Linked DNA regions of Mus musculus: region 2 is linked to region 1. A link is a loop called in an ENCODE intact Hi-C map of the cell type or tissue named here. Cell type or tissue: heart. All regions are shown on one strand. Links, peaks and the distances in the headings refer to the core of each region. The heading gives the core; the rest is flanking DNA. Region 1 holds the start of Hddc2 (HD domain containing 2). Region 2 holds the start of Tpd52l1 (tumor protein D52-like 1).

Region 1 (16,046 bases), core at 5,452-13,451:
TAAAATGAGCCCAGAATGTATACTCACTTCCCAGAGTTCATATAGCTCCTTCCTGAGGTCCTCTGGCAGCAGCTGGGTTATCTGTTTCATAGCCTCCTGAAATATGAAACCGTTACACTTATTACATTCACCTTCATCTAAGTCAGTATCTAGTCTACAAAAGCCAAACAAGGGACTTCGAATCTTTTGAATAACTCCTAGTAAATTGGCCTTTACTGGTTCCATTAAAAAAAAATTGTGTTCATCTTCTATTACTTCCATTATTGCAAAACTTAAAAGCATCACACAGAAAGGCAATTACTGTCACTATGACATAACAGAAATTAAAGTTTCCCAGAATGCACTGCTGAACACTCTATCCTCTCTGCTCCAAAGGAGCGTACCATCTCAAGTCACTGCCCATCCAAAAGTACTCTCCTATGCTCTGGTCGTCGTCCACAGTGTCAAAGAGCAGGACAATAGCCAGTGGGGTTGAACGATTGTGTCCCCAGAAACTGCTTGAAGGGATGTTCTTGTAACCCAATGGTGGCCACTCTGGGGCCTTCCCAGGATGTGTCTGTCCAGCAGAGTCTTCCCTCACTCATAAGTACTTCTAAGTTCTACGTGGTATCTGCAGTCCAGCCTCTTCCTTCCCTTTGACCATTCTACCGCTCACCAAAACGTCACATCTTTTAAAGGGCAACTGGCTTCCAAATACCCTTAAATTCTTTCACCATTTCACCCTGTCTACCTCTTACTCTATTCTGGTGGTAACCAGAGGCTAAACTCTTTGAAAAGAATAAGCTGTTAAACATAAACTTCAATAAGAGCAAGGTCTCATATAAAAGAAGACAATGAATTAGAGAAGAGGAATGGGTATTTGTGTGCATATTTATAAAACAATGGAAAGAAAAATGTCCTGTAGCAACTGCATCTAGAGCAAGCAGAACTTGACAGTACCAGCAATGTGCTCTTATGGGTGGAGGCACCATCCTGAGTGGCTTGCTCAGTCACGTAATTATAGGATCACATCACCCTGAGTGGCAGGAATTGTATTTTATACTTTCATTCTTCTTGTTTCTTCATTGTAAATCTTCGCAATGAACTTGAGAAAATAATTTTTATATATTGTCTCCATAAGCAGTGTGTTTTACCATACTATTCCAGCAATACATTATTTCTTGTTTTATTTTTCAGAAGTCCTCAAAAGACATTTGAGTATAGGTATATTGAAGCCCAATCTACTTGGAGTACATGCTTAAACACTTTGCTTTGAACAGGAATTATTTGTCTGCCTCTTCTTAGCTCACTGGCCCAGCACTGAACATAGCAGAACAAAATGTAGCCCTTGACTCCCTCATGCAAGATACTTTATTTTTATGAGCACATCCCAAAGCCTGAATTAGCATTTCAGAGACCACACCATCCAAATACTGACCTATTAAAAAGCTTCTTACTGATAAAAATTATTATGCTCTTGGAAAATCCTGCCCAGTCAGGCAAGAAATTTCTGGGCAAATGATGCTTCAGGTTAATATTATGCATGTCTCTCCTGAGGGCAAGGAGCCTTCATTTAATTATCTTAATGCATGTCTCAGAGAGCCAAATCTTGTGCATAAACACCATCTGTAAAAGGATTCCCAACCTTCCTGTTCTTGAACCTAGACCAGCGGCCTGGAGAGGTAATGACTTGCCAGCTCTCTCTAGACCCTGGGTTTCTCAGCCAAGAACTTGATGTTCTCTAAGAGGCTTGCTTCGGTCTTCTGCCTATTCCTCTGTAAATCAGCAGGAGTAGGCGGCAGCAAGGATGATGGGGGCCAGAAAGGGTTTTTCCTACCCAGAATGTGATACTCCAGAAGAGAGCAGCAAGCACCATGGACGTTCGGAACCTTGTGCTCCTCCCCCAGGCGACACTAAGCAGGACCCATCCTGTCAGGAGTCATTATGTTCCTCCACCTCTGGCAGCTGTGCTACCTTTACTATGTCTACAATTCCTCTTGAGAAGGGCCTGGCATGCTCTCTGTGGAGAAAACCCTCATGCCCTTCCAGAGTGACAGTGTATCTCCTTTCCTGGCACATTTCCCCATGTCAGCTCCTCTGTCCACAGCAATCTTCAGCATGATTTTTCACTTTAATGTCTGTATTTATACAGACATGAAACCAATGTCCTCCACCAAGCTTCACCAACCAGGCCTTTCTTCTCCATCCTCTTACTCTAGATCACACTTCATTACCCATCATCCTCTGGTTCAAGTGCCAATTCCTCTCTGTAACTGAGAATTGCAGCAGATTGCTTTCTTTCTGTATGAATTCTGTCAAGCAAACTAAGGTTTTTTTTTTTTTTTTTTTTTTTTTTTTCACAACAGTCCAGACCTATACTGAGAAATATTTCCTTCTCTCATGATGCACAAGCTATAGTTTGAACCTGTCCTTTGGGAGGAAGATGGACAGACGACCCAGTCTTATAACATTTCCAAGGTAGTTTAGCGTGGTTTGAACCTAAATTAGTTCCAGTTCTGTATGGCATCTTCTTTCTTCTTTGGGACTTTAGCTCTAGTCTCCACCAGCTTTGAAAATAGCTTCTTAAACCTACCTTCTGTATTAAGCCATCTTGATAAGAGCTTCCTTACTAAATGACTTAAGACCAACTTCACAGGCTCATGAGTCGAGTCGTTTGCAGTAAGCGATTCCACCCCTTCTTCGCTGTAAGGATGAAAGAGTCAGAGGTGGAGGAGGAAGGGATTAAGGGAGCCTTCTTCCTGTGTTTTTCTGCATCTGCCTCAAAAATGTCTCTTTCCAGCCCTGGCCTCAGAGTTTGTAGCTTCCACTGACCCTAATTTAGTATCTTATGAAAGCTTTTTATTTCTGTGAAAGCAATTTTTTTTTAACTTTTTAAAGTTCTAGCCTCTACAGGGCTAACTTAAAATTTTACTAAACAGTAATTGTAATAATGAATATATTTGTGATCTAGAGAATTTCTCTCCCAATAGATTACCTGTGATGGGGAAGATAATTTCCACACATTGAGTTAAGTCCCAGCTATTTCTTCTATTCTAACGAAAGCCATGCCGTTTATCTATACATACTAAGAAGACTGAAGCCTGTCTACTGTCATATGACCCTGAACATGCCCCATTTTGTCTGATTTTAGAACAGAGGCCGGCCTGGCTAGTATTTGGATGGGAGACTGCCTGGGAATACCAGGTGCTATAGGCTTAAAAGCCAGGTGGTGGTGGTGCACACCTTTAATCTGAACACTTGGGAGGCAGAGACAGGAGAGTCTCTGACTTGAAGGCCAGCCTGGTCTACAGAGTGAGTTTGAGGACAGCTGGGGCTACACAGAGAAAGCCTGTCTGTCCTAAAGAAGCAAAAGAAAGAGAGAAAAGAAAATAGAAAACCAATATGACCATCTGTTCCTGAGTCAAACACAGGGGGAACAGGCATATAGTCCTATTCTTACACTAAACAATGGGGGGGGGGGTAGGAGGGGGATAAGCCAAAACCAATTCTGTGGTAAAGAAACCCTTGCTTAGAGAAGACCGTTAACTTTCTAAAAACACTCAGTATGGACAACCTACTGCAAGACTTTCTTGAAAACCTCTCGTCATTAGTCCCACAAAGTCTAAGCTATTAAGTACTAAACTCTATACATACTCAGCTAGTTGTCTACTAACTCTATACAAACTAAACTAGATGTCTACAAAGTATACATACACAGCTAGTTGTCTTCAAACTCCATACAGATTCAGCTAGTTGTCTACAAACTCTATACAGACTCAGCTCTATACAGACTCAGCTAGTTGACTGTCATAAGTTGAGCTCCATCTGAACACTTAGGCCCTAAATCTCAACAGACATCCTCTCCAATCTCCCCCTTCTGAGACTGGCTAGGTAGTGTCCTCCTATACTGCAACAGGGCTAGTGAATGGATTTGCTTAGGGGACAGGTCCTCCGTGAGGTCTTTTACAGAGTCGATAAACAGCACTGACCTCTTCTCTCCTGTGTTTCTCTTCTTTAGGGATGTTATCTGCGGGTGCTATGTCCCCAACGATGCATTCTGCCATATCGTGAACCAGGGCTAGGCGTATACATCTGACCAGGCAAGAAATGTTGAATAATTACACAAAATCACATTCACTATAAGTATCCTTTCTACACTATCTTTTTAAATGTATGTTAACAAACTACCATTGTCTTCAGACACACCATCTGATCCCATTACAGACGGTTGTGAACCACCATGTGGGTGCTGGAAATTCAACGCAGACCTGGGGAAGAGCAGTCAGTACTCTTAATTACTGAGCTAATCTCTCCAGCCCTCTATACTATTTTTAAGCTTAATAATATATTTTTCTTTCTCTCCCCCATAGACTATTTTAATACGATACTTTCTAAACTAATTATACTCTACCAACCTATATTAGTACTGAATCAGAATTGCTTATAAATACTTAACACAATACTATCTATCTGTATGGTCTAACAGAGTATAGGATAAACTGACTTTTAAAAAAAATGGCTGATTTTACAAATGCTCATTTTAGGAGGTTCCACAAAGTCAGGAGATGTTTTACTTACACAAAATTTAGAACTCCAATGTCCTATTGCCAAAACAGTCAATATATATGGTAATGGATGCAGCTGAACTGACAGGGTTTTGAATTTGTATGGTAAGGCTACTGACCTTACAGCTTGTAGTGTACTGGCCTACCATGCACAAGGTCCTGAGTGTGATGCCCAGAATCACTAACAGGGGATAGAGGGAAGTACTTCATAGGGGAGACATGAAAATTACATTAAATAATGTTCTCATTCCATACTGATCATTTAACTCATGGCTATGAGAATAATCATCAGAATGGCAGGTGCAAATAATGAGGCAGGTGCCCCAGAATGGCTGGCATTTTTCAGTCTTAATACTCAACAAAGGGTCTCAAAGCCTCCTAGGTTTCCCACCTCCATTTTTTTTTTTTCTGGTCCAGGTCAAAATCTCTAACCAACTTCATTCATATCTCCAATTGACTTTTCATTTTTGTCTTGTGGTTTTTGTTTCTAAGTTCCCTAAGTTCTACTCTATCTGCAGAGCAACAGGACTTGCTGGGCTCCCCAAAAACATCCCTGTAGTCAACCTTACTTCCTTTTATTCCCCAAAGTACTCCATTACCTTCTCACCACCAGGATTTTGTTTCTGGACACTCTATATGCAAAGCCTTTCCCTACTTCTTAACCTATGTCACTTAGCTCAGATGCCATCTAACCCGTGAAGACCAACCAAGAACATGAGATCTTCCCTGCTACTGGAACAACTGGCTAATTTCCTACCCTAACTTATTTTGTAATTTTTATTGAAGCCACATCAGTCCTGTGCAATTCATTTGCTGTCTTCTTTGTAAACTCTTGTCTTGTGATTATCAAGCATTAAAAAGAACAAAAACAAAAACTTGCTGATGATCTAAAGAGATGCTAACTCTTTATAGCTCCTATGTAGTTATTGCCACACTAGTTCAACAATATGGCCTCAGAAATGGCTATCATTATTCATAAAAGCAGATAGTTCAAAGCCAAGTAAATACTAATTAATGCAAAGATACAATTCACACATATTCACCCTTTAAGGCCCTAACTTCTCACTTGTTTCCCCTGAGACCAACGCAGAATGTAACAGAAAACTTACTATAGTTTACAACTGAAGTCATCCTCACACAGAGTCCAGAAACCTTCATAAGCATCAATGTTCAAATAACTTACCTATCCTTGTTAAGACGGTCATCTCTGGTCACCATGGCCATAACTGCCATCCGGTACATGTGATCTGACACGCTTTCTGGCTTTTCGACATTTCTGTATACCCAGCCAGTCCGTGGAACTCTCTAATAAATAAGATAAGGAATTAAACAAAACACTATCCCTGGGAACAACAACAAAAAATGACAGGTGCTCTTCAAGAAAATGCCAGAGAATGGCCACAGAGCCACATGTCAGCTGAGTCGTGGTTTCAAACCTATTTTTTTAAAAATGTTTCATTTAAACTAATCATATCGATAAAAATCTGAAATCTCACTAGTGAGTGGACAATTCACAAATATACAAAAATGTTCAAAAGTATACAAAAGTCCAATAGTCTTTACTCTGTGCTAGTGAAGTATAACTATGGGATAATACACAAAAAGTTTTTAGACATAAAAGCAAAACTGGTGGTACGCCTGGTGGTACACGCCTGGAATCTAAGAACTCAACAGGTGAAGACCCAAGTTCCAGGCTGCCAGCCTGTGCTGTTCATCTGTGGTGTAGTTAGGAAAAATGCAAAGCAAAGCCCCAGTATTATTCCTAACTATGAGAGTAGTAGGTTTGTGCCGTCCAAAAACTCATTTCATACAATAATAGAATATTTTGTACATGCAACATGTGACAGACTCTCCAATTCTAACTCAGATGGCTTGGAGGAGTTTCCATGGCAGTCAAGCCTTTCACTACTTCTCAACCTGTGTAAGTCTGCATTTTCTCTGGGAGTTCTATGCATCTAACGAATTTCACAAATAGTCGCAGTGTTACAGAACAGCTCATCTTGGAACAAAGGGGGCTCTGCACAAGCTCTGCCAAGCAAGGGCTGGTGCACGCTGAAACCGATTTACTGAAACCAACAGTTCCGGAAGTCACGGTGATAGAGGAAGGTTTCCACAGCCTACGTGCAGGGGTTTCGGCTCCTGCCTTCCGCTGCCGCTCCGCAGCATCGCCATGGCCTGGGTTGTGGCCGCGCTGGGCATGGAGCGTGCACGAGTCCCCGGTCCAGCCTCGGCTGCGTACCCGCCAGCAACGCCGGGCTGAGCGAGGGAGGTTGCGTGAGGTCGGTGCCTGAGCTGGGCCGCACCGCCTCCCGGCCAAGCCGATCCCACCCGCTCACCTTGAGCTGCCCAACTAGACGCAGAAAACGCAACAGCCCGGCTCCAGAGCCGGACGAGGCCAAAGCCATGCTGAAGTGCATAAGAGCTGGGCGGTGTCAACCTCAAGCCCCTCCCCATTCCCCTTCAGCTCCTCCCCGCCCTCCTTCAGCTCCTCCCCGCCCTCCTTCAGCTCCTCCCCGCCCTTCTTCAGCTCCTCCCCGCCCTCCTTCAGCTCCTCCCCGCCCTCCTTCAGCTCCTCCCCGCCCTCCTTCAGCTCCTCCCCACCCTTTGGCTCCTCCTCACAGCCCCACTTCCTCCTTTGGTAGAGCACTTTCTCTGTACTAAGGTCTGTGCTCAGACTTTGGATGGTCTCTGCCCAAGTAACCATCAACTTTCACAGGAATCGCAGCTTGACGCTAAGGGCAGAAAGGCCTAAGGAGGATGAAGCTGGATAATGCCTGCAAACCTTGCTTCTTAGAAGCCCAGTGTCTGATTGGCAGGAAGAGCTAGCTATAAGAAGCTTCGCTTAACCAGTTTAACAAAGGCACTGGGCAAGCCTGTGAAGGGAGGCAATGCTTGGCAGACATACCAGGAAACTTTGGAGGAAGCAGGAAATGGGCTAGTAAGAGGAAGCCCATGGTGAAACCACAAGCATCCATTCTGCCAGGAAACTGATCAGGATCTTCCAGGACTACCTGACTAGTTTCCATTGACAATTTGATGGTACAAACTTTTAAATGCAGTTAATGGATATGGACAAATTCAAGCAGAGGGAGTCGAGGATATGAATAAGATTCAAGAAGAAAGAGAAATAAAAAGGAATTCCAATTTTATTTGTAACAAAGTAGGTTTATTTATTTACAGGGCCCTAAAAGGTGATGGTTCTAATGAACCATTGTCTGTTCTCGTTTCTCACTACTTGATATACCTACCACCTCTTCCATATGAGCCCGAATACTATACCGGGAACTATACTAGAAAATGTATAGTCATCATAGCATAATGTTGGTATAGAATGTTGCTCAGTAGATTCTACAGAACCCTGAGGCAGCATCCATGAGCAGCATCCAGGATTCTAAAGTCAGCTCTACAGAAGAAATGAAAAGTTGGCAGTATAGTGTAGCTGTGCATGAGGTCCCAAGTGCTCTCCAGCACTGAAGTAGCATCCATGAGCAGCATCCAGGATTCTAAAGTCAGCTCTACAGAAGAAATGAAAAGTTGGCAGTGTAGTGTAGCTGTGCATGAGGTCCCAAGTGCTCTCCAGCACTGAAGTAGGTGAGTGGTTTGTGTTATCTATAAAGCACAAGCTTCAAATGCCAGCACCACCAGGCTGCCTTGCTATGCTAAGGTCCTAGGTGTAGAAAGCCCTATTCCTGGTTTTATATATAGTCCCTATCTGCTTTCTCCCTATAAATCATACTGTTAGTCACTCTAATCAGAGTGTTTGAATCAGGTGTTATCGCAGTAAAAATGCCTGTGAAAGTGGCTTTTTAGAGTATAAAACTTTCTGGAAATCATAAATAGGACTTTATGGAAGTAGAATATCTTAAATAGCACCTTGCTCACCACCCTAGTTTGACAGTGTGAACTTGGGAGAGTAGGGGCTCTTTAGTCAGAGCATCCAGCAATTTGTACTCTGAGGGTTAAGAAGATTCAAATGAGTAAAGTATTTGATGACAAAGACAAGCCATATGTGACAAGAAAATGTTTTTTTTCATAGATGCACATGAAGAATATCAGCTGAAATAACTCACTCCTATCCATTATACTTGGGAGGAGTACAAAAAACACAATCCAAGAACGATTCTGGGGTTTCAAGAAGCTGTGGTCATAAGACTCTTGCCTTGTTTTCTTGGAGTTTTCTCACAAGCACTCAAGATTCCCCTTGCTCAACTCCATTCTTAGACTGTGGTCTGACAGCACCCATCACTCACATCAAGATTTAGCAGTGAAAGAACATTCTTCTTAGAATAGGAGCAGAGGAAACACCTAGAGACCTCATGAGTGACAGATGTCTTGAAACACTGGTGTTACTTAAAGATCTCTTGCAAAGGAACACAGTGGTTCTCGGGGATGTAAGAAGTGTGTGTTGCCTCGGGTGTGTAGTGAGGCTTTTTGAGAGGCCGGCAGAGTTGTAGGCAGTTTTTAGGTGAGTTACTGACCCTAGAGGAGACAAGCAGCATAGCATGGAGAGAACTCTGACCTGGACCTAAGCTCCAGCTTTCCACGTCAGGGGAATCTTGGGCAGGAGAAACCTCTGAAAAACTACTGACTTGTCCCTTTAAATGTTGACCATTTAGTTGATGTTTGCATACCACAGAAATTTAATAACTACTCAAGTCAATATTCAATGTATTCACTTGATTCTACAATTTATTCCAAAGACTAGTACTAGGGATTTATCAGTGAAAGTCTGATCCTTTATCTTTGCTCTCTTAAAACCTATTTTTTAGGCACATGGTGGTACATGCCTTTAATCCTAGCACTCAGGGCCAGAGGCAAACAACTATCTGAGTTTAGGTCCAGTTGGTACTATGACAGCCTTTTCTGAGTGAGTTATTGGACAGTCGGAACTACACAGAAAACCTCTGTCTCAAAAAACAAAAACAAAAACCCTAACTAAAAGTTTAATCTCCATTCTTAATTTGACTAGATTGAGAAACATGCAATGGTTTCATAAAGCACACCTCTAAGTGTATCCATGAAGGCATTTCTGAGAGGATTAAAGCACAGTAGTTCTGTCTTAATGAGTGAATTCATCCCTTGAAGGTTTTATATTATTATTATTTATAGTATTATTGGCTAAAGTAGAAGATGGGATAGCTAGAGGAAGTGGATGGCTGGGGTGTGCACCATGGGCCATATCTTCCTTTGGTTAATGTAATAATCAGCTTTAATTGTCAAGGTGACACAATCTAGAATCACATGAGACAAGAGTATCAATGAGAGATTGTGTAGATTAGGTTGGCCTGTGGGAGTGTCTGTGAGGGATTGTCTTAATGATGAGTGATGACCCAGCTGGAGAATGGGAGGTACTATTCCTTGCATTTGGATAGTCAGCAGAGCAACACACATGTGCACAAGGACTCATTTCTCTCTTCTCTCGACTGTGGATGTGTAGATGTGATGTGACTTGCTGCTTTTATGTACTGTAGCCTGGAATGTGACCTAAAATAAGCCCTTTCTCCCTGTGTTGCCTCTTGTCAAGGTATTTTATCATGGAATCAGAAGAGATGCTAGGACAGCCTTTCCTGTGCTTCCTGTCTGATACAATGTTCTGGTCCACCACCCTTACCTACCATGATGGGATGGGTTGAACCCTCTGAAACCTTGAGGGAAAAAATATTCCCTCAATAGGTTGTTTTTCTCCAGTATTTGGAAACAGTGACACAGAAGCCTGATGAATACGAAGAGAGAAAACACAAACTCTTGCCACACGGGGCTTAGATTACAGTTGGGAGAAAGATAGTTACAAGTGAGCAGAATGTCCCAATACGTCAGATGGTGTGATAGGACTATGATTGTCAGTTTGATTGGATTTTAAAAGCACATATGGAATTAAGGAAGCATACTTCTGCATGTGTCTCTAAAGGAATTTCTAGACAAGTTTGGCTTAGGAAACAAACTTGTCTAAATATGGATGGCACCATCCAATAGGTGAGAGACCTTCATTGTATAGGGGTGGGGCACAGAAATACAAAACGTGTAGGTATAGAGTCTCTCTCTCTCTCTCTCTCTCTCTCTTCTTCCTTTCCTCTCCTCCCTCTCTCATTTTCTTCCACCTTTCCTCCCTCACCCCTCTCTGTCTCCCTCCCTTCTTCATTCCCTCTATTTTCTGATACTGGGGCCACATTGCTCTGCTATACCTTTTCCACCATGGTGAATTAGAAACACTTTCAGTGTGAGCTAAATAAACCTTGCCTTCCTTAAATTGTGTATTAGTCACTTTGGACAATGGCAAGAAAGCTGACTAACACAGATGGTAAGGAATGATCAAGGAGGAAACAGAGTAAAATAGCTAAAGTATGAATTATAAATTATCATTTATAATTACTCTGATATTATAATTTATAAGTACTATGATAAATTCTCATTCTAAAGTGATACTGAAATAGTATTGTTGTGGGGTCCACTTAAATCAAACATAAATTCGACACTAGGTCAATGCAGATGACAAAAGTCTATTGTAATCATGCTGCTACTGATTATCAGGTCTGCAGCATATTTAAAGACTGAAACCATAAAGTGAGGTGGAACAGGATGGGTTATAGCACTGTCCAATTATATTTTGACGTAAGGGGTTTGGTAAGGGCATTTTCACCAGGTTTCTGAGTCTGGGAACAAGAACTTCATTTGATTCTGCAAGGAAGATAAAGAAGTTGCCCTTGAAATGTCTGGATTCAGACAACTGTCTCCTTACAAGTTGTCCCTGAGATGTATGGATTCAGACAACTCTTTGCTTAAAACAGAAGCTGTTCAGCTATAGGGAAGGTCCCAGTTCCCTTAGAGCCTGAAATCTTTAATTTAGTTTCTCCCTATGATTAATTGGAGACTGCAAATGAAATTGTAGTACTTAGAATAAGTTTATTTTGCTTATTTCCAATATCCATGTAAACACCTGGGTCAGGGTTTGGGATTTGAAGGTAAGACTAAAGGATTTATGACACAAGACATATGGGTATAAAAGAAAAGGAGGAATAAGGATGATTCTAAAATGTTTTGCTTGGTAGCTACAAGAACAGAATAGCTTTTTGCTGAGTTGGGGAATGAATCAGCAAGCATAGCTTGTGGGGTGGATGGAAACTAGACATTTACTTTTGTTGCAGGTGAGGTTCTAACACAGGTGACTTTGAAAGTCAAGGGAGAGGTAAGAGCCAGAATAAAGATCAAATATACAAAAATACAAACCATGTGTGATAGTTTGTATATCCTTGGACCAGGGAGTGGCACCATTTGAAGGTGTGGCCTTGTTGGAATAGGTGTGACCTGGTTGGAATGGGTGTGTCACTGTGGGTGTGGGTATAAGATCCTCACCCTAGTTGCCTGGAAGTCAGTCTTCCACTAGCAGCCTTTGGATGAAGACATAGAACTCTCAGCTCCTCCTGTGCCATGCCTGCCTGGATACTGCCATGCTCTCACCTTGATGATAATGGACTGAACCTCTGAACCTGTAAGCCAGCCCCAATTAAATGTTGTTTTTTATAAGACTTGCCTTGGTCATGGTGTCTGTTCACAGCAGTAAAACCCTAACTAAGACAGCATGGCACATCAATAAAACCATAAAACTAGATGAGACCTTTTGATGGTTGAGGAGATATCCAATAACTGAGTCATGGAGCAGCCCAATATTTAGACCTTTGGAGACCAAGGGAGTATACAGTGAAGTAGAAAGAGAATTCAAAGACAACCGGGTGCCAGAATATTTCAAATAAGAAGAAATCAACTAAGGACAGGAAGGTGATCAACCAAATCAATGTTGTATCAGATAAAAATCCAGATTTAACTGCCAGATTTCATGTGTTCCATCAACTTTGACAAGAGCAAGCTTTCAGTATGGTAGAACAGCAAGCAGACACCCTAATGAGTTGGGTCTGGAGATAACAGCAGTGAGTAGCACAACTCATTCAAAGTGAAGTGGGCATGTGAGTACTAGGAGAAAGGAATGGCTTTGAAGAAAGATGATTTTTTGTGTGTGTTCATTTACTGATGGGAGTGACTAAGGAAATATGGGAAATGATTATAGGGTCAGAGGAGTGCTTAATGTTTGGCAGTAGCAAGAAAAGTGTTATGAGGAGTCTACCAGAGATGACCACTCAGACACAGTTTATAGTCAATTGGAAGTCTTAGTTGAGCTGTCTGGGACTATACCTACACATTCTGGGACCTGTGTGTGTCCAGACCACAGGGTATTTGAAGGCAAAAGCACATGCTGGCATATGGATAAGCAGTTGGGGGGGGGGTGAGGTTTGCAGGGGGGGGGGATGCAGAAACAGGCAGTTTAACAGAAGCTAATATAAGCAGTTAGCTGGAGGGGGTTCTGCTCAAACAACAGTGCACTAGATGAAAGGCTGGCCTTCAGGGGGGAGGAATTTGCCCACAATACAGGAGAAGGCACAGGGGGTAATGGCTAATTGGTGGCAGATGTGGTCATGGGACATTGCAACTGTCAGCTTCCAACTACTTCCATTTTCTTACCTAAGTAGACAGGCCAGTTTAAGGCAAGATGAGCTATAATAGGAGGGTGTAACCTCATCTCCTGTAACAGCACATCAAACGTTTATCTCTCTCCTGCTAGCCTGCTTCCTCTTCTCTCTTTTCTTTTCTCTTTTCTGTGGCTTTTATCTAACACTTATATTATGTTAATTGGGTTCCCAAAATTGCATAAGAATCTACATGTAAGATGCTGAGGGTCCCTGCCCCCAGTTGGTTTTGATTAGTAAATAAAGTTGCTGGAGACAGAGGTGGGACTTTAGAATTTGAGGGCAAGGGGACAAGGGGAGGAAGAAGAATTTAGAATCACCATGCCAGGAAAGGAAAAAAACCAGACCTGAGAAGTACAGGGCAGAGAGACAGCCAACATGTAAGAGCCACAAAAGAGTAGCCCCAAGGAGCCCTAACTGGGTCTAGAGCAAGCAGGATGAAATATAGATTTTAGTAAGTGATGAGCTGGGAATATCAGAGAGTGTGGTAGCTACATGGAGGTTTGGGTTTGGGAGTGGCCCAGACATTGAGCTGTTTAAGGCATATTGAGATATAAGACTCTCTCTCTCTCTTTCTCTCTCTCTCTCTCTCTCTCTCTCCCTCTCTCTCTCTCCCCCTCCCTCCCTCCCTCCCTCCCTCCCTCCCTCCCTCCCCCCCACTCTCTCTCTTTGTGTGTGTGTGTGTTTCATTTTTATTCAGGAACCCAGAACATTGGGATGGGTATCAAGGAACTTGGTCCTCTGCTGTCACTGCTGCCACTGCCACTGCCACAATTTGAGTATGATTCCTTGGGATTTATTGCCTACTGCAACACTATTTTGCATGGGGGTGCATGTCCATGCAATATACACATTAGAATATGATCTCAACTCAAGGACTCTGTGTTTCCCTTCTCTCTTGACAACACTCAGGGGTAGAAGTACACCTGGGTCTTTAAACCTGCTCTTTAGACCACTATATGACTTTTCTCACTCACGATTGGTGAGACTAATTTCCAAAAGGTCCTGTGAAATACAATTTTCCCACAGGCAGGAAGTAAAAAACCTTGTGCAAGGAGGTATAGAAGGATTAAGGGGAAAGAAGGTATGAAATAGTTGGTTTGGAGAGTGTTACTGTAGTGAGATTAAATATGATTAAGAATCAAGTGAGTCCCCAGGGGAATGTGATTAGGAGGTGAGGAGCCATCACCTCCTACTATGGCTTATAGTCATAGCAAAAGGAAGAATCAGAGGCAGAGAGTCATTGGGTCTGCTGGAGAGAAAGGCAAATGAAAGTTGAGGTGAACAAAGATTAGGGTTTTTGATTTGCAGGATATAGGAAGAGCAGTCTGGAGATGGGTGATATGAAACAATGGGGTTGCAAGCTGTATGCTGAGACCACGATGAACCTTGTAATGCTCCTTCCTAGCAGCCGTGTTCTCTTCTGCATACAGAGATTTGATTTCCTTTGATCCTTTCTTTATTCGCACAGCCTTGACCTAGACTTCATGGAAATTGTACCTGTTATGGTTTGGATCAGAAATATGCCCTGAAGGCTCACAAAGTCATTAGCCGATGGCACTTCTGGGAGTCTGAAAGGAGAAGGCCCTCATTAGAGGGATTATCTCCTTGAACTTAGGCGTATGCTTGGGGAGTTGGGAATAAAGTGAAATTCTGTCGAAACTTTGTTGCCTTTGAAGATTTTCCTGTTGCTTATGTGAAGATTCAGGCAAGAGGCTGAATAGAAATAGATCACTCTGAGAAAATTATCCCAGAAAACCTTTATTGAATATAAGTTAGGATCTTAGAAAAGAGTGAAGACCAGGGTCTTTCTTGTCTTCCAAGATATTAGAGAGAGAGATTGCTCCTGTGAGCTAGATCTTTCTAGATAAAAGAAATTATATCTGGTTGTATTTGTTAGTTTTGCCTTTGCTGTGACACAGTGTCCATCAATGACAACTTAAAGAGTTTGTTTCGCTTAGGGTTTGAGGGCCCAACCCCTCATGCCAGGGAAGGCAGAGTGACAGGATTGTAAACTGGTCTCACACAGTGGAAGCAGAGGGCATTAAAGGCTGTCACTCAGCCACATTTAAGGTGGGTCTTCTGGCCTCCATTAACCCAAACCAGATACTTCCTCACAAACACTCCCCTGAGTCTTGTCCTGTCAAGATAATTATTAAAGTCAACCATAATGCAGTTATATATCAGTTGTCCTTACCCTAGAGTGATTTTTGTCCCATGAAGGCAATGTTTGAAGACATCCTTGTTTTTTGACAAAGTGGGATCCAGTGCAGAGAAACACCTCCCACAACAAGAATTACTAGGCACAACATACCAAGAGTGCTGAGATGAAGAAACTGCGTCCTGTGTATTCAAAAAGTAAGTTCATGAATTTGCATCTTTTATACGGTTGATGAGATACTCAGAAGAAAACTGATGTCCTATGTATATTTGAAACAAACAAAGAAATAAACAAATTTTGTGTGACAATTCCCTTTGAAGTAGCATGGAAAGGCTCTTGTCCCTGACAGAGACTCTGGGAAGATGAAGAGAGTTACAAGAACACTTTGATCATTTATGCAACTAGGTTAGAGAAACACAACTCAGATAAAGAAGACAGACGTAGTATAGTGAAACCTAGGAAGGAAGGACCATTACAAAGGCAGTGTTTGTTCAAGGGAGAGAGATCAAAGAGATGAGGCTTCTGTTTTCCCACTTTCTTGCTTGTGGTAAAGCACTGCAATTCAGTATAAGAACTCAAAGGATGCATACATCTCCCTCATGACTCCAGCCATTAATGAAAGACCAAGGCCAGGAGTGGCTAGGCAAGCATGTAGCTCAGTTGGCAGAGTGCTTGTCTGGCACCCAGAGAGCCCTGGGTTTGATAGCACAGGTAAGGTAGCACACACCTATAACACTGCACTCAGGAGGCAGAGTTAAAGTCATCCTCCACTGCATAATGAGCTTCAGGCTAGCCTGTGCAACATAAGATGCTGTTTCAGAAAAG
Region 2 (16,046 bases), core at 4,993-12,992, 130 kb before region 1:
GTTCTTTATCAGATTTAGGAGATCTCTGGTGTAATTTTTGGCTCACTTATGTATACTATCCTATCATCTGCAAATAGTAATATTTTTATTTCTTCCTTTCCAATTTGTACCCCTTTAATCTCCTTTTGTTGTCTAATTGCTCTGGCTAGGTCTTCAAGTACTATATTGAATAGGGAGGGAGAGAGTGGGCAGCCTTGTCTTGTCTCTGATTTTAGTGGGATTGCTTCAAGTTTCTCTCCATTTAGTTTGAAGTTGGCTACTGGTTTGCTGAATATTGTTTTTACTATGTTTAGGTATGGTCCTTGAATTTCTGATCTTTCCAAGACTTTGGATCTTTTCAAATACTTTCTCAGTATCTAATGAAATAAAAATGCGTTTTTTTTCTTTGACTTTGATAATGTAGTGCATTATGTTGATGGATTTACGTGTTGAACCGTCCCCGCATCCCTGGGATGAAGCCTACTTGACCATGATGGATAATTTTCTTGATGTGTTCTTGGATTAAGTTTGTGAGCATTTTATTGAGTATTTTTGCATCAATATTCATAAGGGAAATTGGTCTGAAGTTCTCTTTCTTTGTTGGATCTTTATGTGGTTTAGGTATCAGAGTAATTGTGGCTTCATAGAATGAATTGGGTAGAGTACCTTCTGTCTCTATTTTCTGGAGTAGTTTGAGAAGTATTGGTATTAGGTCTTCTTTGAAGGTCTGATAGCACTCTGCACTAAACCCATTTGGTTCTGGGCTTTTTTTTGGTTGGGAGACTATTAATGACTATTTCTATTTCTTTAGGGGATATTGGACTGTTTTAACTGTTAATATCATCCTGATTTAACTTTCGTACTTGGTATCTGTCTAGAAAATTGTCCATTTCATCCAGGCTTCCCGTTTTGTTAAGTATAGGCTTTTGTAGTAGGATCTGATGATGCTTTGGATTTCCTCAAATTCTGTTGTTATGTTTCCCTTTCATTTCTACTTTTCTTAATTATGATACTGTCCCTGTGCCCTCTAGTTAGTCTTGCTAAGGGTTTAACTATCTTGTTGATTTTCTCAAAAAACCAGCTCCTGGTTTTGTTGATTCTTTGTATAGTTCTTTTTGTTTCTACTTGGTTGATTTCAGCCCTGAGTTTGATTATTTCCTGCCTTGTACTCCTCTTGGACATATTTGTTTCTTTTTGTTCTAGAGCTTCCAGATGTGCTGCCAAGCTGCTAGTGTATGCTCTCTCCAATTTCTTTTTGGAGTCACTCAGAGCTATGAGTTTTCCTCTTAGAACTGCTTTCATTGTGTCCCATAAGTTTAGTATATTATGGCTTCATTAAACTCTAAAAAGCCTTTAATTTCTTTCTTTATTTTCTCCTTGACCAAGTTAAGGAAGTTAAGTTGGGGAGAGTGTTGTTCAACTTCCATATGTATGTGGGCTTTCTATTATTTATGTTGTTATTGAAGATCAGCCTTAGTCCATGGTGATCTGATAGGATGCATGGGATTATTTTAATATTTATATATTTGTTGGGTCTTTATGTGGTTTAGGTATCAGAGTAATTGTGGCTTCATAGAATGAATTGGGTAGAGTACCTTCTGTCTCTATTTTCTGTTGAAGGCCTGTTTTGTGACCAATTACATGGTCAGTTTTGGAGAAGGTACCATGAGGTGCTGAGGACGCAGATGTAGCTGTCTCTTGTGAGACTATGCCGGGGCCCAGCAAACACAGAAGTGGATGCTCACAGTCAGCTAATGGATGGATCATAGGGCTCCCAATGGAGGAGCTAGAGAAAGTAGCCAAGGAGCTAAAGGGATCTGCAACCCTATAGGTGGAACAACATTATGAGCTAACCAGTACCCCGGAGCTCTTGACTCTAGCTGCATATATATCAAAAGATGGCCTAGTCGGCCATCACTGGAAAGAGAGGCCCATTGGACTTGCAAACTTTATATGCCCCAGTACAGGGGAATACCAGGGCCAAAAAGGGGGAGTGGGTGGGCAGGGGAGTGGGGGTGGGTGGATATGGGGGACTTTTGGTATAGCATTGGAAATGTAAATGAGTTAAATACCTAATAAAAAATGGAAAAAAAAAAAAAAAAAGAAGGTATATCCTTTTGTTTTGGTATAAAATGTTCTATAGATATCTGTTAAATCCATTTGTTTTACAATTTTTGTTAGTTTCACTGTGTCTGTTTAGTTTCTGTTTCCTGGATCTGTCCAATGAGGAAAGTGGGTTGTTGAAGTCTCCCAGTATTATTGTGTGAGTTGCACACATTAAACCTTTTAAAAGCCAATGTATTTTAAAGACTGCATTTAGGTTTTCTTTTTCTTTTTTCTTTTTCTTTTTTTTAACAGTCTCCAATTGTGATGGTTTGTATATGCTCAGCCAAGAGAGTGGCACAATTAGAAGGTGTGGCCCTGTTGGAATAGGTGTGTCATTGTGAGTCTGAAAACTGCCAGGACCCGGCTCAGTTGTCCCCCCTCAATCTGTAGGAAATTAGGGGTTTCAGCAGGTGGGCATGGAGTTGTCCAGAAATAACAAATGGACACAGAAAAAGGGAGTGCTGTATCTGGATGTAATTTTTCACAAAGAGAACACCAGTCTTATATAACTCAGAAAATAAAGGAGTACTGTGTCACAGCAGGCAAGGTGCATTGGATCATCTGACACAAAACAGAGGAATGCCTTCAAAGGGCTGACAGGAACCAGTTAATGTTTACAGTAAAGATAAAACAGCCCTGCCTAGAATCAGCTAATGTCAGGTAAGGATTTTACACCCTAGTCACAATTTATGCTACTCCTTTGAGCCTTGTGAAAGCTAGCACCAGGGGGTTCTGCTCTAGCGGACCTTATCATGAATAATGCAATACCACAACTCCCCTTTTTCCTAGGCCTTGGTAAATACTTGCATATGAAAGTAACTTGGCTGTTCTTTTAAGTATCTGTAGGGAATCTCCATTTGTCAGAAGAATTCACCAACTTTCTTCTAATATACAATATAGTCTACTATACCTGAATGTAATGAAGATTCTAGGTATACTTTTGCTAAGCCTGCCCTGAGACTTCTAACTCTTATCCAGTAAAATACTGTAAGAAAGCATGCAAGACCCTCCACAATATCGCAGGAACAAATCTGGGACATTCTAGCTATAGGAATGCCAAGGTTACAGGAGGCTAAGTTTCCGTGAAACTCTTTGCCTCAGGACTGCTTCCAGGCTTTTAGACCTGCCAAGCGAGTCATTACTGGAGTGGATGTAGCAGGAAATGAATATTCTAGCATCCTTCAGATTAAGATGTAGAAGTCTCAGCTCCTCCTGAGCCATGCCTGCCTGGATGCCTGCCTTAATGATAATGACCTGAACCACTTGAACCTGTAAGGTAGTCCCAATTAAATGTTGTTCTTTTAAGAGTTGCTTGGTCACGGTGTCTGTTCACAGCAGTAAAAACCTAACTAAGACATTAGTTTAAAAGTGATTATATTGTGTAAAGTCTTAGTGGTTTAACCATTGGTATTTATGATCCTGAGAGTACAATGAAATACTCTTGCTTTATTGAGCAAGGAAATGCTCTGAATTGTCTGGACATGTATGTATACTTTATGGATTAGTGAATATGTCTAGAGATACTGGTGCGATTTAGAAAAAAACAAGATTGATTCACTCACTGAGGGTTGGGTAAAACATTTTATATAAAGTACTTAGTTTGTTAAGGACTCAGTTTTGAGAGGGATAGATATGAAATGATTGTGTTTCTGTGATAATAATTCTCTCAATTGCTCAATAGTGCTTGTCTTTTAGGTAGTTGTTACAGACTCATTATACAATCTAACATTGTAGTTTAGGACCATTACATTTATGTTGGAGTATCTTTTACATGATTTAGGTGTCTATCTCAAAGCGAATCTCTCTAGGGTCTCACAGAAAATATTCTCTCTCTCTCTCTCTCTTTCTCTCTCTGTGTGTGTGTGTCTATGTGCTTGTGTGTATATGTTAGAGGGTCATGAAGTAAAAGATAATTTGATTTTCAGGTCTTTCTTCTAGGTAACAACAGCTCTTCCTGGCCATCTGGACAGGGTGGGCATGGAAGGAAGGGAAGCCCCAAGCAGATCTATGTTTGGCTTAATGATACTGATAAAGCCTATTTAGTCACCCTGGTGGGCCTTTGCTCTACTCATCTGGTGTTTATTTCGCCTCTTGGTTTTCTATTTTGGTGGTCCTAGCAGAGCCAAGGCTGCATCTTCCATGGCCTCCACAAATAACTGTGTAGATCAACTTCCATTTTTATCCTTCCCAGAACTGGAAGATTTGCAGAGATAGAAAAAAAATAATAATCACAAAACAATGATGGCCCCTCCTCAGGAATTCATGTGGTCTCTCCCCAATTCCTTTGGCCCTTCTCAGTACAGCACAAGGCAGGGAGGTAAAGCAATCTAGACACTAATTACCTTCCCCTTTTTGCAGCATATCTTCTCTCCTTGAGCTATTCTGTGGCTCTACAGCTACTTCTTCACTAGCCCCCTCAGGGTGTCCTTGGCTTCTAGCAGGGTCTCTCGCCCTCTAACTTCACACCCCAAATGGTGCTCAAGGAAAGTCCCAGTTGTTTTTTCACACTGCTTAAAAGGTTTGAAAATTTATAGATACACAAATACATCACACACACACACACACACACACACACACACACACACACACACACACACACACACATGCACACACTCTCTGTCCATGACTGAAGGTGGAGTGAAAGCCTGCAATAGAACTGTCAGGTCCAGGCCTTCTCTAGGACAGATGGTGGGACACACAAACAGACTCATGTCGGCTTCTTGAATCTCTGCCTCCTCCAGTTTCTATGCCCTCTCCAATTCTTCTACATTTAGGGGTATAAATACTTGCTCTTCTTTCATTCCTCTCTCCCTACATCTATCTACCTGAATGACTACTTTTTAATTTAAGCTGGAGAATCAGTGCCTTTCATCTTTGCTGTGGATAATACCTAACAGCCATTCTCAGTCTTAGGAGAATATCAGTATTACCTAGAGAGCTTTCAAAATATAAATTAAATTAGATTATCTGGAATATGAGCACAGGGGCAGAAATGACACAAAGCCCCTCATTTGGTCCTTATGTTCAGCACACTGGGAGCCAATACCAACGGGCCAGGAGGATGAGAACAAACACATCAGTGAATACCACAAAATGGAGAAAGCTAGGCACTACCAGACTAAGAAACTTACCTTAGCTGTACAGCTGGCAGTTTTCAGAGTGGGTACACCAAAGCTTGAGTTCTGCACCTAGCTAGGATCATGAAGAAGAGCAACAGTTTTTGTTTTGTTTGCTAGTCCTTTCCAGTCTTTCATCTTATTTTTATTCCCTGCCCACATCTCATGAGCACCTTCAGCACTGTGCATTATGGAAGGCCTAGAGCTGCTTCAGGCCAGCTCACCTTCCCTTGGCTATAGATGCTATCCACTATACCATCACCTCTTCAGAAGGAGTCTCACAGAGAGGGCAAGAATTCATTGACTCAATCTCATGTCTGTGTGTTGTGTTCCAGGTATGGCCACTAAAAAGACTTGTTTGCTTAAACTTTCAAGAAGAATTCCATGATTGCAAGTGAAAAGGAGAAGGAAGGATTACGTCTTAGGCATTGCCTGGAATCACATTCTCTCAGCTAAGCCACAGCATGGCTGTGCTTTGGTTTGAAGATAAAACTCAATGGTTATGAGCACTGCATGGTGGCTCACAAACATCTGTAATAGGATCTGATGCCCTTTTCTGGTGTGAGTCTAAAGACAGCAACACTGTACTCATATTCATAAAATAAATAAATCTTTTTTAAAAAACCCAGAAGTTCATGTGTTTGAACTCTTAGTCTCTAGCTAATATTGCTGATTTGAGAGGACACACAAGCTCACACTGCAGGAAAGGAATGAGGAAGGGAGGTCTTGTGGAGTACAGCCAAGCCACATCTGTCTGTCTGTCTGTCTGTCTGTCTTTCTCCTTTCCTCATTCTCCCTCTCCTCCAGTCCCTCTCTTCCTTTCTGTTTTCTTCCCTCCCCTCCCTTCTCTATATCTCCTTTCCTCCTTCCCCTCTCCCATCCTTCCTTCTCTGTCTTTGTTTTCCTTCCTCCCTCCTTCTGTCTTTTTCTTCCTCTTTCCCCCTCTCTCTTCCTCTTTCTCCCTCCTTCCACCCAGTCCCTCTCCTCTCTTCCTGGTCTGCTGAAGTGTAAGCAAGCAACCTCAAGCTTTCCTGATGCAGCCATATACACAACCACTGCCATACTGTCTCTGCCACCACCTACTGTGACCCCTCATACCTTGAGACAAAATTGGGCTCTTCTCCCCTAAGTTGCTTCATGTCTGGTATCTGACTACAGTGACAGTAAAAAGTAACGGCTATTTACCTAGCTACTTTGTCATCCTTCAAGATTTAGAGGACATGAAACACATTTCCTCACCAGGGTCTGACTTGAGGGGTCTTTGGTGGTGAACGCAGGTTCTGCCTTTGCCTCGCACAGCTCTCAGTGCCTTCACTGCTTCATGAAGGATCTGTTTATCCTTCCTTTTCAATAGGTCATGAACCCCTTGAAAGGGAGAATTGTGCCCTTCACTTATAGCCTTGGAATCTAGCCAAATCCCTGTTGCAAGGAATGAATGTCCAAGTCTTATGATTATTTAAAAAAAAATGGTCAAAATGTTAAAGGGGCAGTAGCTTAAAGTTTTAGCAATCAGAAATGAGCCAGATGAAAGTAGGTGGCCTAAGATGAAAAGTCAGGAGCTATTTTTAGCTTTTAACAGCTGGGAGTCAACTGTTGTGACTTGGTGTTTAATTTCTAGGATTAAGACGACCAGAAAACCTGAATAGACTCTAAAAGTGATTTCATCATCCAGTAGCCACTTTGTACCTGCCTGGTAACTTTCACTAAAAGTCATTATAGGGTAAATGTCATGAAATTGATTACATACCTATGAGATCTTCAACACAAAACTGAGAAAAACAAACAGACAAACCACCCAACCCAAACCACTGGCATGCTCGTGTGCATGCCACAAAACCACCAGTATTCTTTCTTTCAAGGGAAAGGACACCCATTTTTGTATTTTATCCTGTAACTTTGAGAGTAACTTGGGTGTGGTAAAAATACGACTTTTTGATTGATTAATCACTATCTTTCCTGAGTGTAAATCTACTTGAGGCTCTTTGGCAGAAATTACAGGAGATTTAATATAATAAACACCTTCAATCTCACCAGACTCCCCCATCTATTTTATAGAGAAAGAGAATGACACCCTTTCACGCAAAATTGCAAATTATGTAACACCAAGCATAAGAAAATGCTAGACTGTTTCATGAAGTTTGTGAGACGCTGAGGAAAAGGAAGTACGTAGAGACTGGTGGGGGTGACGTGTGAGCGCCCATTCATACTGTTAGCTTTCCAGTTACACCAGCAGACAAGCCTTGACACAGGACTGAAGTTTTAGTCTTCTCTGAAAAGGACTCCTACACCAATCTAGTGACACAGCCTACAGGCTCGGGATAACAAGACACATGTCCTATTAATGTGTCTTAGGCTCCATGTTCCTTTGTCACTTTTCACTCGGATTTGCTTGTAACACCAAACTCAGTTTTTCTTCTGCCTGTTGGAGTAAACAAAAATCTCAAAATATTGCAGCCCCTACCCCCCACGCCAGCACTGCCCAGTTTCGTTTCAAACTAGATTCATGCCCAACACCCTAAGTGCAATATAGTGTGATGAACTTTATAGAAGAAGTATACACATTACATAACCTTAATAAACTGTGTTTTTGTCCGAGCACTGTATGCTCAATGTTAAATGAGCCAATTACATTAAGTAAGGGTTCTATAAATGGGCATATAACAAAGTTATATAATGGTCAGTTGACAAAAAGAATATGGTACTGGGGCGCCCAGGAACCTAACCTGACTGTCTCCACCAGGACCAATGGCTCAGCATTGTACCCCTGCGCTCCCTACCTCCTTCCTGCCAAGGCATTTGTGTCTTGTGGGCTTCTGGGCTATGGTGTTGGTTGTCTGCGCGTTTGTGTGCTGGAGGGGAAGCCTCCCACTGGGTGCGCAGAGCGGCCGGCAGGTGGCGCCCGACCTGGCGTTCTCGGTTGCGCTGTGTAGCCTAGGTGGATTGGAAGGGGCGGAGGTAACCAGCAGCGGCCAGTGGTGGCCGCCGCCAGTACCCCGCCCCCTCCACGAATGCTCGCGACACGCGCGCCGGGAGAGGGCACGGGCGGCGGGGCTAGCTGTCTTCCGAGCTCGGGAATCGCTACCATCTGCTGCTCTGCGAGGAGTCCGCGTGTTCTCCGCGGTGCTCAGCTCCAAACCGGCCACCATGGAGGCGCAGGCACAAGGTGGGTGGTCGCCGGTCGCCCCCGAGGTCTGGTCCTCAGATGTACAGAGAGACTATTTTCCTTCAGTACCTAACTTTACTCCGGGACAGACAGGGACATCCTACGCAGACGGAACTCTGCGCCTACGCGCGCCTTCGGGATCCTTTGCTTGACTCAGATTTTGCGGTGGGGCTGGGGACCAGGGAAGGGCTGAGGACTGAAAACAGAGTAGCGGGTCTGCAGGGATTGTGTCCTTGTCTGCACTATCCCTTCCAGCAGTCAGTGGGCCATACTTCCTCGTCCTGGAAGGTGTTCAAAGGACCTGTTGTTCAGGCTCCGGATGTCTGCGCTGTTCTTCCCGGGGAGGCGTGGGGAGAGCCGGATCTTCTGGACTCCGGCCTTGGGGCTCACCTCTTGCAGTTCACAAATGCGGGCGGGGGTGACGCGGACCCGAGAGGTGGTGGTTTTGTGGAGACTCAGTGTCCCTGCTATTCGAGGGCTGCAGCGTGGGAGGATTGGCCTTCAAAGGCAAGAGAGCTTCACATTTCCCCCCAACCCCCAACCCCGCCCCCGACATCCAGATTGATAACCCTATCCCAGTTTTTCGTGTTCTTAGAAGAGTCGCTTTCCCACCCCACCCCACCTCACCCCCCACCCCAGCCGCACCCAGTGCCTGCCTTAATTGAGGGTTGGTCACCTGCTCTCCGTGCTCAGGGTGTTCGCTGGAGGAATCCAGAGAACTCTAGGATCATTCAAAATAAGAGTAAAGGGATCTTAGAAAGGATCAGAGATTGCCTTTATTATTATTATTATTATTATTATTATTATTATTATTATTATTATTATACCTAAGTTCACTGTAGCTGACTTCAGACACACCAGAAGAAGGTGTCAGATCTCATTATGGATGGTTGTGAGCCACCATGTGGTTGCTGGGATTTGAACTCAGGACCTTCGGAAGAGCAGTCAGTTTAGAGCAGGCCCTTTACCTGCCGAGCCATCTCATCAGCCCAGAGATGGTCTTATGTGGAGTGAGGGACAGGGAGGACGAAAGCTCTCGGAAATTCACTTTGGAAGCAGCACTCAGAAGGAATGGTTTGCATTAATGCCATCATGACCACCTTTCCTCGCACTGAGGAATTTTGTGGTGCCCTTTTAAATACATAATGCTTTTTTTTTTCTTCAAATGAAGTAAAGAGATTCACGACCTCATGCATTCTAAGGGCAAAAGCAGCTCGAATGAGGGCAGTTTGGGCAGTGTATAGGACTAGAGCCACTCAGTTGGTTTGCTGCCAGGATCACAATAGTCTGAACAGCATGAACCGTACTCCTCTTTGGTCGTATCAGCCAAGGTCCCGCCTGGAAGCTGCAGCTTAATAGGAAAGGAGTGTGCAATTAACTAAGCAGTTCCAGACCCTGGAGTTAGGCTCAACCCCAAAACCCAAAATGGTGAACAAGTCCAGATAGATGTGTGGGCAGTGTGCGGGTCAGTGGATGCAGGGTCACTCAAAGAAGCATTAGGAAGGAGTAAGAGGGATTCTGCAAAAACCCTTCTGGACTAAGAAAAGTTCATTGAGGCAGGCCACATGGTCAAACATGCGTTGGGGGTGAGAGGGAGTCTGTGGAGGATGAGGAGACTGCCCAGATCCTGAAGATGAGGAGTGTGTGTGGCTAAACTGATAGAGCAGAGTTCTTTGAGAAAATCTACATGTAACAAAAGCTTACAGATGGCCCTCAGGGGAAGTTCCTGCTGACCTTCAGCAAGCAGAGAGCCTTGGTTGCTGGTCAGATTCGAAAGTCGAGGTCCAGCAGGTGCCTTTGTGTCTGAACTGAAGCAGATACTGACAATACTGGAGTTTTCTGACCTGACTTTCAGACTAGATGCAGTTATTTCTAAGTATTGATAGAGAATTGACACCAGGACCCTTAAAAAGACACCAAAGTCTCTGCTGGAGAGAGAGCTCAGTGCTTAAGAGCCTGTACTGCGCTTGCAAAGTTTGGTCTTCTACACAACTGCCAGTAATTCCAGCTCTAGTGGATTGGATGTCCTCTTCTGGTCTCTTTGGGTAACACACACACACACACACACACACACACACCACTTACTTGAAAAAATATATCAAAATCCAAGGATCTCAAGTGTGTTGTATATCTGCCTAGGACCTCTTATACATATCCAGCACACTTTCAATAGTTTTTGGATCATTTATTAAACTGTCATGCAAATAATTATATTGTATTTTTAAAGAAAATAATGACAATAGAGAAAAGTCGGTACACATTCAGATAGGTTTTTTTCAAGTATTATTTATCTGTACTTAATTATGTCCAAGTTTGAAGACCCCCATGGATATGGAGTTAAGTGGACTGGGCTGATCCCATAGCTGTCATTTTGGAACCCCTGGGGCCTGAGCCTGAGAATACTTGAAAGCTATCCACATAATTCTATTATCCACTGAGGTAGGAAAAGAATTATAATAGCTAAAAAGCACCCACCTGAATTCTAAAGGCTCCTGAAGACTAAGAGCCCGTGTAACTAGTTTGCTTTATCTTTGAGCAAATATTTGAGTGCTTTTGTCTTCTAGACAGAGCATTAGGAACAGCGAAACCAGGCTTGATTTCTATTTCATGAAATGCACAGCAGAGGATGAGATGGTTTTATTAATGTGGCACTTACTTCATACACTGAGATGTAAAACCACCACATGTTACTGACAGGAGAGTGAGCTGCATACGCCAATGAGAGAATCATAGACTTCAGGGCCAGTTATCAATAGTCAAAGTAGCTTAGTCTGTTTATTTTCTCCCTGTCTCTACTCTCAATGCTTTATATGTATTGATTGACATCACGGTAGCGCCCGAGGAGGTAAGTTGAGCTGTCTTTTCCATTTTGCAGAGGAGATGAGACAGAAGCTAGATTATAGATAAACAGACATTGAGTAACTAAGTTGGTACTGCGAGCACCCATCCCACTCAGACCCTGGAAAGATAAAACTCTTAACCGGAAAGATAAAAGTCTTAACTGCCTCTCCAGCCGCCCTGCATCACTCTCCCCTTGCCCTCACAGCTGGATGGAACTGGATTGAACCCTAAATGGGCATTTGCTCTTAGATTCTAAAATAGTCCTGTGATGTCCAAGGTGTAAGCTTCTACCTGTGGTTTACTTGACAGTTTTCTGAGCTGGAAATGGTTCTCTACCTCCTCTCTTTGTGCCTCTAAATCTAAAGGGAACCAAATGTGTACAAGATTAGACCTGCATCTGGTTACTAGAGGCCCCTTGTTGCACTAAGGGGCGTAGATATGGGTTATCCAAGTAGCTCAGAAGTGCAGAAGCAGGTCTTTGAAAGGCCTCCCGAAAGTGAAATTCTCCACACGCATTCTTTTGCTTTGTGAAAATACTAAATTATTTCCAGCAAAACAAGAAGACACCCTAAGGAGTTTGGCAGGATGGGGACAGGGGGATTATGAGTGGGTGAGTTTGTGAAAAGGGGCTCTTGAACAGCACTGTGGAGTTTTCAACCCACAGGAGGCCAGCACTGCTAGCTGCTTTTCATTGGCCCAGAGAAGTTGTCCTTCACATGTTCCTGGTGAAGGGGTTTCAACCTTACAATAGTGTGAAAGAGATGGGCATTCAGTACTGTATCACAAGCTTAATTTTTATCTCAGACTTGTGATTCAGTATAGTATTTATTATGGTCTTGTTATGAATTATCTCCCTGTAGTCTTGTATATGGAATGCTTCATTTCTCTATAGTGATTGCAATCATTTGAGAGGTGGTTCAGTCATGAGGACTGGGCCCTTATCAAAGTGTTAATCTGTGGATGGTTTCATAATTTGATGACAGTACTGGGAGTTGGTGGGAAGTGGGACCCAGATAAGGACATGGGTCCTTGAGACTTTTCCATTGAATGGGATCCTGCTCTGTTTACTGCTTGCAATGAAGGAAGCAACTGTGTCCCACAGGAGCTCTAACTGTGGTTAGAGCTGAAATTGCTGAAACTGTCCATTACAGCCCAACAGCAACAGAGTAAGCTGGCCATGGGCCAAAGTTATGGAAACCACAAACCTGAATAATATTTTCATGCAACAAGTTGTTTCCTCAAGTATTTTGTCATAGAAAGGAGTGCTAACTGGCCCAAAGTATTTTGATGCTAGATTATGGCAGCCAGCTACAGTTTCTAGTCAACCACTTGGTGATATATGAAACAGATGAGCAATGACCTAGCTACAGTGAGCAATGGTGCTAAGCTCTGCTGTTTAATAGTTTAAATTGCTTCAGACTCTTCTCATGCTATAGCATTTTCAGTTTATGAAATATGCAGCAGCCATTTAAAAATGAAAGTTCCTGATCCCAGTCAACTGTTTCTTGATGTTTTTTTCCTCGTAATTAAAATAACCTCATTGTTATGTTTCTCAGGGTGTTTTATGTTTGCTTTTATCTTTTGTTATTTACTGTTGTTTTTTATTTGTTTGTTTTGGGTGTTTTTGTTTTTGCTAAAAGGAAAACCTTGCTGTTGTTTAACCTTTGCATATCAAATTACTAGTGGCTTTAGCTTCCTATGGCTTACAAATTGCTGCAAACATTGCAGCTGAAACAATACAATTCTATAGACCAGAGAGACATAGTGACTGAGTCAACAGGGCATGTCTATGAATCCATGCTGAACCTCTACTGGCTTCAGGTGTCCGAAGAAGTCTTGTCTGGTAGAGGTACCGATCTCTGCTTCTGAGGACGCAGGTGCAGCATGTCCCCCATTCTAACTTATAAAAATTTGCACTGGCATTAAGGGCTCACCTGGCTAAACCTGGCTAAATTACACAGCTCAAGAGCCTCAAATTAGCCACATTTGTAATGATAACTTTTTCATATTCATTAATATTTGCAGGTTTTTGAGTTTAGAATTATTCAGTCTACTACAGTATTGCCATTTTTCAGTTGACCACTTAGCCCAGGAGAATGCTAAAAGTCCATGAATGACATGAAATAATAAATACTGGATTATTCCTACCTGTTTCCAAATCCTATTAAGACAACAGTGTCTTATTGACTTACTCAAGACTCTTGTGCCAGGAAGGACTTACAACAACAGTTTATATGGATATAGATAAAACACAATGGGTCAGTATAAATTAGAAACGAATGAAAGGAAATAAAGAAGGATATGAACAGAAAATGAGGGCAGGAATGATGATGATATGTGACATATACACAGTTGTATAGTTTTTACTTTTCAGAAAGTGAGTAAAAACTTTTTTATAGCATTCATTTATTTTATGTGTGTGTGAGTGCATGTATCAGAGGACAGCTTTCAGGAGCTGGTTCACTCCTTTGACCATGTGATCTCCAGGGGCTGAATTCAAGTCATGAGACTTGCTGGCAAGTACCTTTATCCATTAGTCAATGATCTAGTTCCCCAATGAGTGAGGATTTGCTTTGTAAACAACTGTGCCATTTTATTATAGAGTAATTTCTTCCTTCCCTGCTAAATAACAAAAGGCTTCTATATGATTAGATTACATTAGGAGAAATTTAACTTTTTATTCAAAAATTTCATTTCATTTCAGGCAATAAAATTGTAAGTTTAGATCAATGGAATTTAACTGTTAAATTTTGTAAATAAATTTATTTATTTACTGTTGGGGGATGCATATATTGTACAGTATGCCTGTGGAGGTCAGAAGACAATCTCTGGGAATTGGTACTCCTACTATGTAGATTCTAGACATCCAACTCAGTTTACCAGGCCTGGTAGCAAGTACTTTTACTGCTAAACCATCTCATATATGTATATGGTCATATTGCATATTCTTGTTGAAATTCAAGAACATGATAATACAGATCCTGTAGACAGATGCAACCCATCTTAAATTGTTCTCCATAACATTTACTTAGTTTCTTAATATTCTGAATAAACAGACTTACAAATTTCTTCCAAAAAACCCCTATAAACAGAGAGTCCATTTTGGCAGATAAGCTAAACATTCTATAGCAGCTAATGATAATAAGCATTTCAGAAAATATTGATTTGGTTATGAGAAGCTTGACCAGATCCTGTCTAATAGAGATGCGAATGCTCGCAGCCAACCATCAGACTGAGCACAGGGACCCCAATGGAGGAGTTAGGGATAGGACTGAGGAGCTGCAGGGGCCTTATCTGGCATCAATGGGAGTGGAGGCCCTTGGTCCTGTGAAGGCTTGATGCCCCAGTGTAGAGGAATGCTAGGGCAGTGAGGTGGGGGCAGGTGGGTAGGTGGGAGAGCACCCTCATAGAAGCAGGGTAAGGGCTGTATGGGAGAGGGGGTTTGCAGAGGGGAAACTGGGAAAGAGGATAACATTTGAAATGTAAACAAATAAAATATCCAATTTTAAGAAATAAAGTAGAAACTTGCTCTTTTGAACAGAAAAAAACTATTAATTTGGTTAAATAAATATTCCATAAAATATGTATTGATTGTGCTAGTAATAATACATATGGCAAACCCTTGGCTCCAGTAGGCATTGGGGCATCTGTAGTTGTTATGATCCTGGAATCAAGGAAACCTGTCCAAATTTTAATTCTACCACCCTAACCTTAAAATTCAGCTGATTCTGGTGACGTACTGGTTTCTCTGGGCCTCAGTTTCTTCACATGTGGACTAAATATAATAGGTCTAATGTGCTAGGGACCTGAGGAAGCTTCAGTGAGTTAACTTATGCGAGGCGTTTGAATGGTGCTCTGTACGTGGTAAGCACTGTGTAAATGTTTTTTGTGGCCTCCCTCCCATGCCAAGACCTGCCTGTGCATTCAGTATCTTATGGAAATGTGTAGTAGCACTGTAAGGTAGGGATATTTAGTTTTAACTCATTTGCATACAGGAAAACTGAGGTCAGAAATGAAGTAAAAAAGACAAAATTAACTCCAGTTCTGCTGAACATGCGCTTTCCTGGGGCACTCCACTGTCTCTCAGTATGGATTCAAGCACGCTCCAAAGCTTATAGAAATGAGAGGTAGCAGAGTTAAGAATTCATCACCATGAGTAATAGTTCATAGAGCAAAAAGATGGCTTATTTCCATCCCAATGGAATTTTTAGAACTAATTCACACTGAAGCTAATAATATTTTAGACTTGTTATGCCCAGTTCTGCAATGTACACGCTGAAGATGAGCCATTGTGTTATTAAAAAGTTGTAGAAAATATTTAATCTCAATCTGAGGCTTCTATCCTGTCTTTGATCATTCAGTTCCTGGATAAAAGATACACAACTTTTATTATTTACAATAAGCCTTAATTAGCACTAATGCTGGACAGATATCTACCCACTATGCTATTAGAATCTGCTTTCTTAACAATAACCCCGAGTTTTACTTACTATGGCTAATCTGGGCTGCTCTTAACTCTTAACTGGATAACCCTCTTTGGCCATGCTTTCTTGACTCCTAACCCATGTTATCTTCTCTTTCCACCTTCTTTTTTTCCTCATGGTCTACTCTGAACTCAAGGCCTGTAACAAGAAGCCTATCTCAATTCTGCCCAGCAATAGGCTGTAGACATCTTTATTCACCAATCACAAATAACTTGGAAGCAAGGTTACATAGCATCACTTGAGTCTATGTGGCAGACTCATCTCTGGAGCAACTTGGGTCTTGGGGGCCTGCATTTAGTATTAAAATATATAGCAACAGACCAAATCTCAACAAAAAGCATATTCAACTTACAAGGA

The links. Hi-C counts contacts between places; a loop is a spot of excess contacts. Peaks named below come from ENCODE experiments on the same cell type or tissue, not always from the same donor. Only the 100,000 strongest peaks of a DNase experiment are listed, where the experiment ranks them.
Region 2: a loop joins it to region 1, with 3 times the contacts of the local background. A loop is called at or near these places in 14 of 42 quality-filtered maps.

What each region holds. Positions count from the first base shown.
Region 1 is chr10:31,304,318-31,320,363 of GRCm38, reverse strand. Hddc2 (HD domain containing 2) reads right to left here and starts at 6,959. Exons shown (of 6, transcript NM_027168.2): 1 at 6,881-6,959; 2 at 5,728-5,849; 3 at 3,969-4,071; 4 at 28-96. The coding sequence starts at 6,949. In heart, for the core only: a CTCF peak has its summit at 9,042; DNase peaks (open chromatin) are centred at 6,853 and 7,343; H3K4me3 peaks cover 1,590 bases; H3K27ac peaks cover 1,298 bases.
Region 2 is chr10:31,438,030-31,454,075 of GRCm38, reverse strand. Tpd52l1 (tumor protein D52-like 1) reads left to right here and starts at 8,118. Exons shown (of 8, transcript NM_001359364.1): 1 at 8,118-8,364. The coding sequence starts at 8,346. It overlaps Gm51764 (a long non-coding RNA gene), which reads right to left and starts at 5,264. Exons shown (of 3, transcript XR_003948861.1): 1 at 5,217-5,264. In heart, for the core only: a CTCF peak has its summit at 8,084 (motif pointing right); a DNase peak (open chromatin) is centred at 8,095; H3K4me3 peaks cover 1,251 bases; H3K27ac peaks cover 1,003 bases.